Regions from separate parts of the Homo sapiens genome. Here all the other regions are linked to region 4. The links are chromatin contacts, found by Hi-C or POLR2A ChIA-PET in ENCODE. All regions are on one chromosome and are shown on one strand. The core of a region is the stretch at or near the end of the contact, and the rest is flanking DNA. Distances in the headings are between cores, read along the strand shown.

Region 1 (2,705 bases), core at 195-2,694, 1.0 Mb before region 4:
CTGTCGACCAGGCTGGAGTGCAGTGGTGTGATCATAGCTCACTGCAATCTCAACCTCCTGGGATCAAGCGATCCTCCTGCCTCAGTCCCCTGCAAGGAGCTGGAACTACAGGCATGCGCCACCCAGTCCGGCTAATTTTTGTAATTTTTTGGAAGGGGACCCAGTTTTGAATTAGCTTCTGTTGTTTACTTCGGATAGCCATGGTGGAGCTGGCAGAGATTTAGGGGATACTAAACACCCCTACAAATCACGCCTTGAAACCCCCCGTTTCAGGGAGAGCCGCTGGCGAAGGACTTGATGCGCAGCCGCAGCTCGGAAGCGGGGGGCTCCCCTGCGACACCTCCCCGCTTCAGGGGCGGGCCCAGACCCGCGGGGAGGGGCATGGGCGGGGCCGCGGCTGGCTGGCGGCCGCCGGGGCGGTGCTGGGGAAACCCTTGGCGCCCCCGCGGAGCGGTCCCAAGGAGGGGGCGGTGCCTGGAGGGATGGTCCGCCCCGACTGCGGGTTTCTAGCCCTCGCGTGGCGTGGGGACAATTAGGCGCCACGCCCTGTCGCTTCACTGCGCGACGCTCGCGAGGCCGGGGACGCCACTCCCAGACCGGGCGGGACGCGCACGCTCACAGTGAGGTCTCAAAAGATCCCCACCTCAGTTTTCTCATCTGGAAAGTGGGGCCTCGTAATCCTGTCCGACCCGGCGCGGGACAGTAGGTGTCAGGGATTTTGGTGACCCCACGCTCGAGGCCTCTGCAAAAGGGGGCTGTCCAGTGGCCCAGAGACGCAGCCGGCGGGGCTTTTGTCTAGCGGGGGAGTCTTAACTGAGAGGCCACGCAGGCCGGCAGGAAGCCGCTCCACAGGAGGGGGCTCAAGGAGAGGGGATCTCCTCCCTCCAGACTCCGGCCCCGCCAGAGTAGCTCTAGGGTATCTTCCCAGAAACTGCCCCGCACGCACTGGCGAGCTGGGAGCGCCACCACGGCTTTCAAAAAACCCGCACACACCAAGATAATAATGTGTCGTTCGCTCGTTTCGCGCAAGCGGAGTCGCGTCCGCCTTCCCGAGCTCCGGCACACAGACCTCAGGCCGCTCTCGCGCTCTCCGGGGCCCCGAGAACAATGCCCGTCCTCTCCGCGCGCAGGAGGGAGTTGGCGGACCACGCGGGGTCGGGGCGACGGAGCGGGCCCAGCCCCACGGCCAGGTCGGGGCCCCACCTCTCGGCTCTGAGAGCCCAGCCGGCCCGGGCCGCGCACCTGTCAGGTCGGGGGACCTACGTGCGCCGCGACACGGCGGGAGGCGGGCCGGGCCAGGCTCGTCCCCTCGGCCCTCCCGGAACTAGTCTCCTAGGCCGCGGCGCCCGCCGGAGCGGAGAGGGCTGGTGCCCCGGAGCCTTCGAGTCGGGGGCTAGAGCGGCCAGGCCTCCGAGCCGGGTCGAGCCGAGGCTGGCGACGGCTGCGTCACGCGAGGGGGCGGGGCTGCCACGGGCGGAGGTCGCAGCCGGAAGCGGAAGAGGCGCTCGGAGCGGGGAGTGGGGCCTAGCTGCAGCCGGAGCCTGGGAGACGGTAAGTGTGGGCTGGGGTCCGCGGCGGCGACAGCGGCGGCGGCGGCCGGGGGTGAGTCGGCGGGGCAGGCGCGCTGGTGCCATTCGGTCTCGGCCTACTCCCTTTCTTTCTCCTCTTCGGCCCATATCGGGCCGCGACCTCTCACCCCTGACCCGCTGCTTCTGCCCCGGAGGGCGGTCACTGCAGACCCTGACCTCGACCCCACGGTGTTGAAGGCGGAGCCTGAACGGCCTCTGGGGCCGCTCAAGGGTCCAGTTTGGGCTCTGTGCCTGCCCGCGGAATGGGGTCGGGGTCCGACGTAGAAGAGCCAGAGAAGCCCTTCAGACCCCTCCCCTACCCCTGGCTTCAGGCTTAGTCCGCAGATGACTCCTCCCTTGGCGGCCTGGAGTTTGATTCTGGCCCAGTCCGGCTTTCCCTCTGTCCCCGGGTCTCCCCTCGGCGCCACTGGTGGCGGTTACAGGGGATGGGACTCTGAGACCCCCTGGGACCTGGGGCGGCAGGAAGGGACGCGAACGAGGGCGCAGGCTCCCCTGTGTGTTTTGTTGTGGTGGTAGAGCCACTCCAGCCCGGAGGATGGGCTAGGCCAAGCTGACAGTTCAAATCCCCTGGCTGCTCCTCCGTCCCGCCCGGGAGTCTCTAGCTTTAGTTCCGGGTGTGGGTGCCCTGATGTGGAGCTGGGGTGGAAATTGCCTGAACCAGGCCCCCATCAGAGGCGGAGTTGGCGGCCTTCCAGCTTCCCTTCTTGATGCCCTTGAAAAGGAGGAGCGTTTCACCGTTGGTGGTGGAGGCTTGCGAGGTGGCAGGTTTGAGGTTGCAGTGGTAGGGCAGTCCAGCCAAAAATAACCATGGGTGCTGGGGTGGCTGGAATCCGGGAGGGCAGCCGCTGACCTGGCTGGCTGCACTTCTAGTCAGCCCAGTTCTCTGGCCAGGAACAGCAAATGAGAAGCCGACAAGGCCTGTGCTCAAAGTTGACATCCTTGGCTTGGTTTTCTTCATATCACCTTTTTCCTCATTGTGCAGAGCAGAGCTTCCCAAAGCATAATTGTGGCCTTTAGCTGCTTTTTAAACAAGCTGTTTGCTGAGGTTTTCGAGAATCAGAGATAATTGAGAAATGGGCCCTAGAGCCCTGGCTGGGAGGATGATATCTGCTATTT
Region 2 (2,700 bases), core at 58-2,557, 1.2 Mb before region 4:
AAAGCCAGACGCGGTGGCTCACACCTGTAATCCTGTCACTTTGGGAGGCCGCGGAGGACGGATCACTTAAGATCAGGTGTTTGAAACCAGCCTGGCCAACATGGTGAAACTACATCTCTACTATAATAGAAAAAATTTGCAGGGCGTGGTGGCAGGCGCTTGTAATCCCAGCTACTTGAGAGGCTGAGGCAGGAGAATTGCTTGAACCCGGGAGGTGGAGGTTGCAGTGAGCCGAGATAGCGCCACTGCACTCCAGCTTGGGCGACAGAGACTCCGTCCCTCCCTGCCCCACCCCGGCCCCCCAGAAAAAGACCTCTTCCAATACCTCTAAACCATCTATATAAATTAAGTCTAAACTTCATCGCCTGGCTTACAAAACTCCCTGCCAGCCTCATTCCCCAACAGAGCCCTACCCCTGCAAAGGACCTCCACAACATGTAAGTACACACTCATAACAAAGCTCTCCCCTATTTTACACCTCTGCTCATCTAACTCTGCATGTAATTTCTCTTCCCTTTTTGGCCTTTTAGCAAACTCCTACCGAAACCAACACAGATTCAATAACCTCAGTCCCCTCTCTTTCCTCTGTTGTTCCCACATCCCCTCAGAACAAAAGGGCTACAAATATCTGCTTGCCCCCTCCTCCACCCCAATTCTTGAATGCCCTTGAAAACAAAAGACTAAAGTTTTCTTCATCCTTGTCCCCATACCTGGCATACATGGAACCCCAGAAAATAAATCAGAAACTCTGACGGCGGAAGAATCTTGCAAAGCAAGATAAGTTCTTGTTATAGTCATCATTATTGCTTCCAAAGAGACCTCTGATAGAGAAGAGGAAAGAAAAGGCTGTGAAGCTGCCTAGCAGACCTTCAAGCATCCTCAAGGTATCTTCCACCTCAAGTTTATGCCAGAAGGAGGTCGTTTTATATACCATGTCTCACTTAATCCTCACAACGGTTCCCTAAGGCAGGCATTAGCCACATTTTAAAGATGAGGGAAGCAAGACTCAGTAAAATCACTGGCCCAAGGTCACAGATCGCTAGTAATGGGGCAGGAACACTATCCGGTGGCGACCTCACCGCTCCAGTGGGACCAGCTACTTGGCTGACACACATCGAGCCCGCGCTGCCCAGGGCCCCAGCGCCCTCACCCGTCCCGCGGAAGGAACCCGGCCGCACTGCCGCCGGTGTAAACACTCACTCTGGCCCTCTCGCCGGAAACCGGAAATTCCGCGCTGCATTCTGGGAGTTGCAGTTCCCGCTGTGGCCCCCCGCCCCCTTATAAACAGCCAGTCTACAAGAGGCGCTAGTTGCAAAGCTTCCGGTTCTGGGGGAAGGCGTGGCTTCCGCGCTCTTTGAAATGTCCGGCGCCGGAATGTCTGGGTGCTTTGGTTGGAGAGGGTCCCATTTCCAGTCATTCTTCAGCCTGGTGATTCCCGCGCTCCCCTGAGGAGCATATGAAGTACGTCGGTTCTGCCAGGTTGGAACGCGCTGCTGGACACTCGGCCGTAAGGCGGATCCCGGATCCCCTCCCACTCCGACCCTTCCCTCCAGAAGGGCCGGTTCCCAAACGGCCCCTTTAGACACATCCAAGCGGTTGCCGACGGCCCTCACGATGAAAACTGCTGTCCGTTGGTGAAGGCAGCCTCTTCTGTGCTCCTCGCCGCTGACTTCCTGAGGCGGACCTACCTGTGGAGGCATACCAGGAACCAGACGATGACCCCCTCCAAAAGTTGGGTCTTTGAGGAGAGCTACTAACTTGGGTTCCTGGTACACCCTCTACATGCAGTGGTGAAGCTTATCTAACAGTCATTCATAGAATCAGTTTGGGAAGGGGAATTTTCACTGAACTCTCATAGAGAAACTGTGTTTTAGATAACAGAAAGTTCTGCACGGTTAAAATGGAACAGAAATTTTTTTGCACAGAAATTAGGATTACCGAAAATACTGAAGAAAGACTACCTCTGATTGGACTCTTCTCAAGGAATTAATAATTCAAGAACTAAGGAAAGAAAAAAGTGATTATATGAAAATACTGAAGTTGATCGTAGCAGCTGAAGGCTGATCCTGTGTGGGTAAATGTAAACGCTGAATTCCCACATTCCAATGTGCGACCTGGGATTAAGGCAGCAATTGAGCAGGGTAATGTTACTGAGGAGAGCGAACAGATCGCAGGATCTCAGAAGGCCTAACATTAAAGGCAGATCACCCCTCTGTTCTCATAAGTTATATGGGGAGTTTTGAAATGGCTTTCACTGTCTTCAGGGAGTTTATCTTCAGGATAACTCCCATGTATGTTGTGGGCGCATTAGGAACCCATGGCTGTTCCCAAAGTCTCCCTTTCCCATCCTACCCATTTTTAGATATACCCCCTCTTTCAGTAATCCTTCCTAACTAGACTTCTTTAGACTCCTTCCTCTCCTGCCTACTAAGTTACTTGCACCTGAGCTCCATAATTTATCAAAATTATATATTGTGAATACTTTCCCAGTTCATGATTTTTTTTTTACTCTTAATGGTATTAGATAATTTAATTTCATTTTAAAACTTTTTTTTTTTTTTGAGACGGAGTCTTGCTCTGTCGCCCAGATTGGAGTGCAGTAGTGGCCGATCTCGGCTCACTGCACCCTCCGCCTCCCGGGTTCAAGAGATTCTCATGCCTCAGCCTCTTGAGGAGCTGGGGCTACAGGTACCTGCCACC
Region 3 (2,700 bases), core at 20-2,519, 1.2 Mb before region 4:
TCACAGCAACCCCATCTGGGTTCACTGTCAGAGCTCTGAGCCCACGGGGCTACTCGTCCCAAAGGCATACAGCATGTCCCAACATCTGACTTCGAAGCTGGGACAGGCCTGGCTCCGGGAGGGACAGAGGCTTCTACCTGGGGTAGCTGAGCTGTCCAAAGAAGTTTCAGCCATGTCGAGCCCCTGGCGTTGCCGAAATCCCCCACCCCACGGTGCCACAGCACCAGGGCAGCCCCTAGGAAAAGCCAGCCCCTCAGAGGCCCTGTGCTAAAGACCAGAAATTGCCCCTGGGTCTCCGCAGGAGTTCTGCAATGGGGAAGTGAGCCCTCCTGAGGCCTGGCTGGCAGGAGGCTCTTCAAGGCCAGCATCATGTGGACTTCCCCCAACCACTCGCGTTTCTGCACAGCAGCCACGGAGACCTGGGGGCTGCTGAAAAACGAGATCAGAAGGCAACGTCAGCCTGAGTGGGCTGAAACCTGAGATGAGGAAATGAGAAGACGTCAGGGGGCTGGAGGACATGGGTTTGAGGACAGCCAGCACCCAGCACTGCAGCTGAGGCCTCCTGAGGGAGCCAGAGGGAAAGCAAGTCCCCTCCCTGCGGCCTGAGTCTCTGCCAGTGCCCAGCACTCCCAAAGGATCCACCCCAACCTGAGAGACCCCAAAGACATTGGAGCAGCCCCAGACACCTCCTCCCAGGGCCACAAAGGCCCCTGACAAGCCCACAGCAGTCCAAGGCCTCCAACTGGAGTCATCTTTGGTAAATCTGGGGCCCATCAGCACCCACTGCCCTTCCTGGTGCCCTAAGCATGCTGGCAGGGGGACTGGAAACTGCATCCCAGTTTGCAGTGGGTGTATGTCTCATACACCCACAATACCTGATGTGGGCGTGACTCACCTTGGGGACCTGTGAGTCAATAAGGGTGTATGAGTAAGGGGCAGAGCATTTCAACTTAGTCCCATAGCACATGAGCTCACTAAGCAAACATTACCTATGTCTAGATTTGGGGCCAGTCACTACCCACTGGAGGCTGTGGGCTCCAAGGTATGGCAGCAGGGGAGGCCAGCCAGGCTCTGCCCAGCTTGCCCCTCCTTGTGAGGACGGACCCAGCCAGGCCTCCCGCATCCGCCCTTAGACTGGGGGACCCTGGGTGGGGGTAGAAAGGGGGACTGAAAGTGGTGTCTGGAGTTAAGCCCATCTCCTCATCCCCCACCATGGGGATCAAGATGGGGGCTAAGAGTCACCCCACCACCACCCCAACCCACTCTGAACGCAAAACAGAAGGGGACAAGCAAAACAGAACTGAAACTGGGCAAAGGAGAAACAGGTCTGGGCCCGCCCCAGGGACCTCTGTATCTCACCCCTTACCCATACACATCCTGACCAGGGCCTCTCCCCCAGCCTGGGAAAACCTTTCAAGCTTGGCCCTCTCTCACCTGGGCTCTCTCAGCCTCCTGCCCTCCCCCATCTTCCCTGCTCCCAGCCTCATGCTGCCCCAGGCCTCACCCCATCAGAGCTAAAAGGACCCCAGGCTGGGCATCTGTAGATCAGGGATCTGGTCTCCCTCTGCCACTACCTTTTGGGATGACCTTTGGGAAGTCATTCCCTTCTCTGAGCCACAGTTTCCTCATCTGGCCTGGGCTGTGGGCATAGAATCTGCAGGTGAGGGCTCTAATGGGTGAGTTTCAGGCCAGGCTGAGACTTTTCACATTATAACACTGAGGCACCCAGCACCTTGACTACCACTCATCCTGGGGACTTGGGAAGGGACAGAGGCTGGGATTGGACAGTAACAGCCAAGACCTTCCCAGGGCACAAACGCTGCCTCCCTGAAGCCTGCCCTGACTGTCCATGCAGGTCACTCCCATCACTTCACCTCCTCCTTCCCTCCACTCAGCACCAGCCACCACTGGGTCACATCTATGTCCCTTTGGCTCTGCAAGAGCAGCCTGGACCCCTGCATCCCCTACCCCAGCACAGGCCTGACACCAAGCAGGGGCTCAACAAAATATGTGTTGAAGGCCAGGCACAGTGACTCATGTCTGAAATCTCAGCACTTTGGGAGGCCAAGGCCAACAGATCTCTTGAGTTCAGGAGTTCGAGACCAGCCTCGGTAATGTGGTGAAACCTCATCTCCACAAAAGATACACAAAATTATCTGGGTGTGGTGGCATGCACCTGCAGTCCCAGCTGCGCGGGAGGCTGATGTGGGAGGATTGCTTGAGACCAGGAGACGGAGATTGCAGTGAGCCAAAATTGCACCACTGTATTCCAGCCTGGGTGACAGAGCAAGACCCTGTCTCAATGTCTCTCTCTCTCTCTCTCTCTGTGTGTGTGTGTGTGTGTGTGTGTGTGTGTGTTGAAAGAATAAAGGCAGAGAAAATAACAAGTGTTGGTGAGACTGTGGCAAGATTAGAGCCCTCACACTCTGATGGCGGGGATGTAAAATGGTATCACCTCTGTGGAAAGCAGTTTGTCAGTTGCCCAAAACGTTGAACACAGAGTTACCATGGGATTCTGCAGTCCCACTCCCAGGTAAATAGATGTTCCAAAGAGTTGAAAACATCTGATCACACAAAAACTTGTACACAAATATTCATACAGCGTTATTCTGGATATTATTATAACAGCCGAAAAGTGGGAACAATGTCCATGTCCATCAACTGAGGCACAGATAAGCAACATGGCCTAGCCACACAATG
Region 4 (2,700 bases), core at 163-2,662:
GCACTATCTTGGTGTGGGCTCCCGCTCTGCCAAGAACCACACAACCTTTGAAACTGATGTCCTGGGCCTGGCGCGGTGGCTCACGCCTGTAATCCCAGCACTTTGGGAGGTTGAAGCGGGCAGATCACCTGAGGTTAGGAGATCGAGACCATCCTGGCTAACACAGTGAAACCCCGTCTCTACTAAAAAAAAAAAAAAAAATACAAAAAAATTAGCCAGGCATGGTGACGGGCGCCTGTAGTCCCAGATGCTCGGGAGGCTGAGGCAGGAGAATGGCTTGAACCCGTAAGGCGGAGCTTGCAGTGAGTCGAGATCGTGCCACTGCACTCCAGCCTGGACTTCGTCTCAAAAAGAAAAAAAAAAGAAAAACTGATGTCCTGGATACTGGGGCGGTTCCTTTACCTTCCTTCAAGGCTGTTCTTGGCGGGTTCCTGCTGTTTCGTTTTGTTTTTTCTTTGTTGTTGTTGTTTTTTTTTTGAGACAGAGTTTCGCTCTTGTTGCCCAGGCTGGAGTGCAGTGGCATGATCTCGGCTCACTGCAACCTCCATCTCCCGGATTCAAGCGATTCTCCTGCCTCAGCCTCCCGAGTAGCTGGGATTACAGGCACGCGCCACAACGCCCGGCTAATTTTTTTTGTATTTTTAGTACAGATGGGGTTTCACCATGTTGGTCAGGCTGGTCTCAAACTCCTGACCTCAGGTGATCCGCCCACCTCGGCCTCCCAAAGTGCTGGGATTACAGGCGTGAGCCACTGCGCCCCGCCGGGCTCCTGCTGTTTCAACCCATTCCTTGGATGGTGCTGCCTCCAAGTGTTCGGACCTTAGCCCCAGGTGGTCTTAGCACCAGTAACCCCCGCTCCAACTCCCTAAAGTCCGACCCGCCCCAGGCCCCGCCCACGCTCCACCCTCCCTCCCTGTCTAGCCCCCTCCCCCATCCCCTTCCCCCTCCTTCGCGTCTCCCCATCCGGCGCCCCCGCCTCGCGTCCCCTGGGTCCGCATCCTGGCAGCCTCCGCGTTTCCCTACCCCTGCTACCGGGCTCCAGCCCCGGGGACGCTATCTGCTTCACTCGGCCGTGCGCGCCGCCACCGCCCCGCACTGCCTTTTTCTAGGCATGGGGTCATCTAGGCCATGCATGATTCGCCCCTGCCCCACAGAAGTCCCTGAGGGGTCCTGGCCGGACAGCACGGAATAGAAGAACGGAAACTCTCCCAAAAGGAGTCCCAGGCCTGGCTCTATCCCTCCAGATGACGTCCCAGGAGGCCAGAGTGCAGGGCCGGCCAGAGGGAGTCACAGTCCGGCACCGAGAGGCAACTCGGCAGCTGGCGGGGCCCGGGCTCGAACCCAGGGACTCACCCAAACCGAGGTGACCGTCGCACGCGCCGCCGCCACCGGGGCCGACGAATCACCTGCCCTGGGAAGCTAGGTCCGCCCTCCCCCCGCCCCCAGCTGCTGCCTCACCGCTGGGCCCACAGGCCTCGCGCCCTGAGTTTCCGGCTCCTCCCTCCTTTGCGAACGCTGGGAGTTCCGTTGCCTACAGGCCGTTATTTCCGCCTTCAACGGCTGGGGCATTTCCCATCGGCTAGGGAGGGGGTCTTCTTGCATTTGCTTTGCACTGTCCGGGACTCTTCCTGCTAGATGACTTGACCAGGCCGAGGCCTCCCTCCTGAACACAAGCTCTTCGGGGCTCCTTTCGCCAATGGGAGGAGGCTGATCTTGTGGCCGGGCATTCAACGCCCTGGGCCCTGCCGCCTCCCGCAGATCTTCCCGGGCCTTAGGGCTTCACCTGGAGTCCCCTTCCCCTCTTGGGCCCGTGCTCTTAAACGGGCAGTGCCAATTGCCTGGATTACTCCAACTAACCCCTCACACCCAAGTTTCAGACACAGACCTTCGCTCCCCCACTTGCCCTTAACAAAAGCAGATACATACCTCGATTACTGCCTGTTTGCTGCTTTTGCGAGCTTCTTTCCCACTCGGCTGCGGGCTGAGCAATGGTAGGGACCTGGCTTGATTCCTATTTAAGTAGCCAGAGTCCAGCACAAGGGATGGCGCTCAGTAGACCCTGCGTGAAGGAATGATTAAATTGGTGCAAAAGACTAGGGTAAGCGGCAGAGATTTAGGAGATTAAGTCCTGCCAGGGTGTAGCCTCTGCAGGGCGGGAAGGCTGAGATTACAATTTTAAAACTGAATATTTATTGAATGCTTACATTCAGCCAATCCCTGCTTCACACCCATCATCTCATTTAATTTTTTTCCTTTTTTTTCTTTTTTAAGCCAGTAGATATTAACTCTTAATCATGACATGAGGAAGTAGACACACTGAAGCTCAGAGAGGTTAAGTAATTTGGCCAAAGTAACACAGCTTTCAAGGAAAATGTTTGAATTTGCTGAAAGTTTGATGTATAGGGAAGTTGACTACCGATGTATGACAGAAGCAAAGTATCCACCTTTGGCACATTTTGCGTCCACGGAATGCTAAAATTTGGACTTGTGTATTTTATGCACATTACACCATACATTCAGACTAAAAAGAATAGGAAATTAGGCTGATGAAAGGCTATTACTAGACTGGTAAAAAGGGTTCTGGGGCCCTGGAAGGCCAATTTTTCTGGACGTGAGATTTTTTTTTATTTTTTTGAGATGGAGTCTCGCTCTGTCGCCCAGGCTCTGGAGTGCAGTGGCGCAATCTCCGCTCACTGCAAG

Evidence for each region. A loop is a pair of places that touch in the nucleus more often than their neighbours do. ChIA-PET counts read pairs that join two places held with the same protein, here RNA polymerase II (POLR2A). Pooled maps may share reads with other maps.
Region 1: a loop to region 4 is called in a pooled map, with 13 times the contacts of the local background. The contact joins the promoter of CLK3-AS1 here to the promoter of SNUPN in region 4. A Hi-C loop is called at or near these places in 1 of 37 single-sample maps with no recorded cell type and 8 of 50 pooled maps. POLR2A ChIA-PET finds 5 or more read pairs at or near these places in 2 of 52 experiments (WTC11 and naive thymus-derived CD4-positive, alpha-beta T cell).
Region 2: a loop to region 4 is called in a map of CD4-positive, alpha-beta T cell, with 4 times the contacts of the local background. The contact joins the promoter of UBL7-DT here to the promoter of SNUPN in region 4. A Hi-C loop is called at or near these places in 1 of 168 maps with a recorded cell type or tissue (CD4-positive, alpha-beta T cell) and 7 of 50 pooled maps. POLR2A ChIA-PET finds 5 or more read pairs at or near these places in 1 of 52 experiments (CD8-positive, alpha-beta T cell).
Region 3: a pooled map shows a loop between it and region 4 (4-fold over the local background). The contact joins the enhancer-like site here to the promoter of SNUPN in region 4. A Hi-C loop is called at or near these places in 1 of 37 single-sample maps with no recorded cell type and 2 of 50 pooled maps. POLR2A ChIA-PET finds 5 or more read pairs at or near these places in 1 of 52 experiments (K562).

Annotation. Positions count from the first base shown.
Region 1 is chr15:74,614,348-74,617,052 of GRCh38, forward strand. CLK3-AS1 (CLK3 antisense RNA 1) reads right to left here and starts at 1,445. Exons shown (of 9, transcript XR_007064715.1): 1 at 1-1,445. CLK3 (CDC like kinase 3) reads left to right here and starts at 1,489. Exons shown (of 13, transcript NM_001130028.2): 1 at 1,489-1,551. RefSeq lists silencers at 264-583, 1,004-1,543 and enhancers at 1,632-2,243, 2,244-2,705.
Region 2 is chr15:74,459,958-74,462,657 of GRCh38, forward strand. It overlaps UBL7-DT (UBL7 divergent transcript), which reads left to right and starts at 1,308. Exons shown (of 4, transcript NR_120377.1): 1 at 1,308-2,070. UBL7 (ubiquitin like 7) reads right to left here and starts at 1,203. Exons shown (of 11, transcript NM_032907.5): 1 at 1,080-1,203. RefSeq lists enhancers at 1-288, 444-1,290, 745-834, 1,125-1,274, 2,222-2,700.
Region 3 is chr15:74,396,227-74,398,926 of GRCh38, forward strand. No RefSeq gene overlaps it. Among named protein-coding and RNA genes, the nearest start is that of MIR6881, 14 kb to the right of the region's middle. RefSeq lists enhancers at 35-104, 125-194, 245-594, 276-1,475, 645-844 and 3 more. Within about 2 kb of position 1,270, at least 9 of the 41 ENCODE cell types and tissues checked have a DNase peak (open chromatin) inside an H3K27ac peak, as active enhancers do.
Region 4 is chr15:75,624,313-75,627,012 of GRCh38, forward strand. SNUPN (snurportin 1) reads right to left here and starts at 1,413. Exons shown (of 9, transcript NM_005701.4): 1 at 1,354-1,413. RefSeq lists a silencer at 892-941 and an enhancer at 1,592-1,781.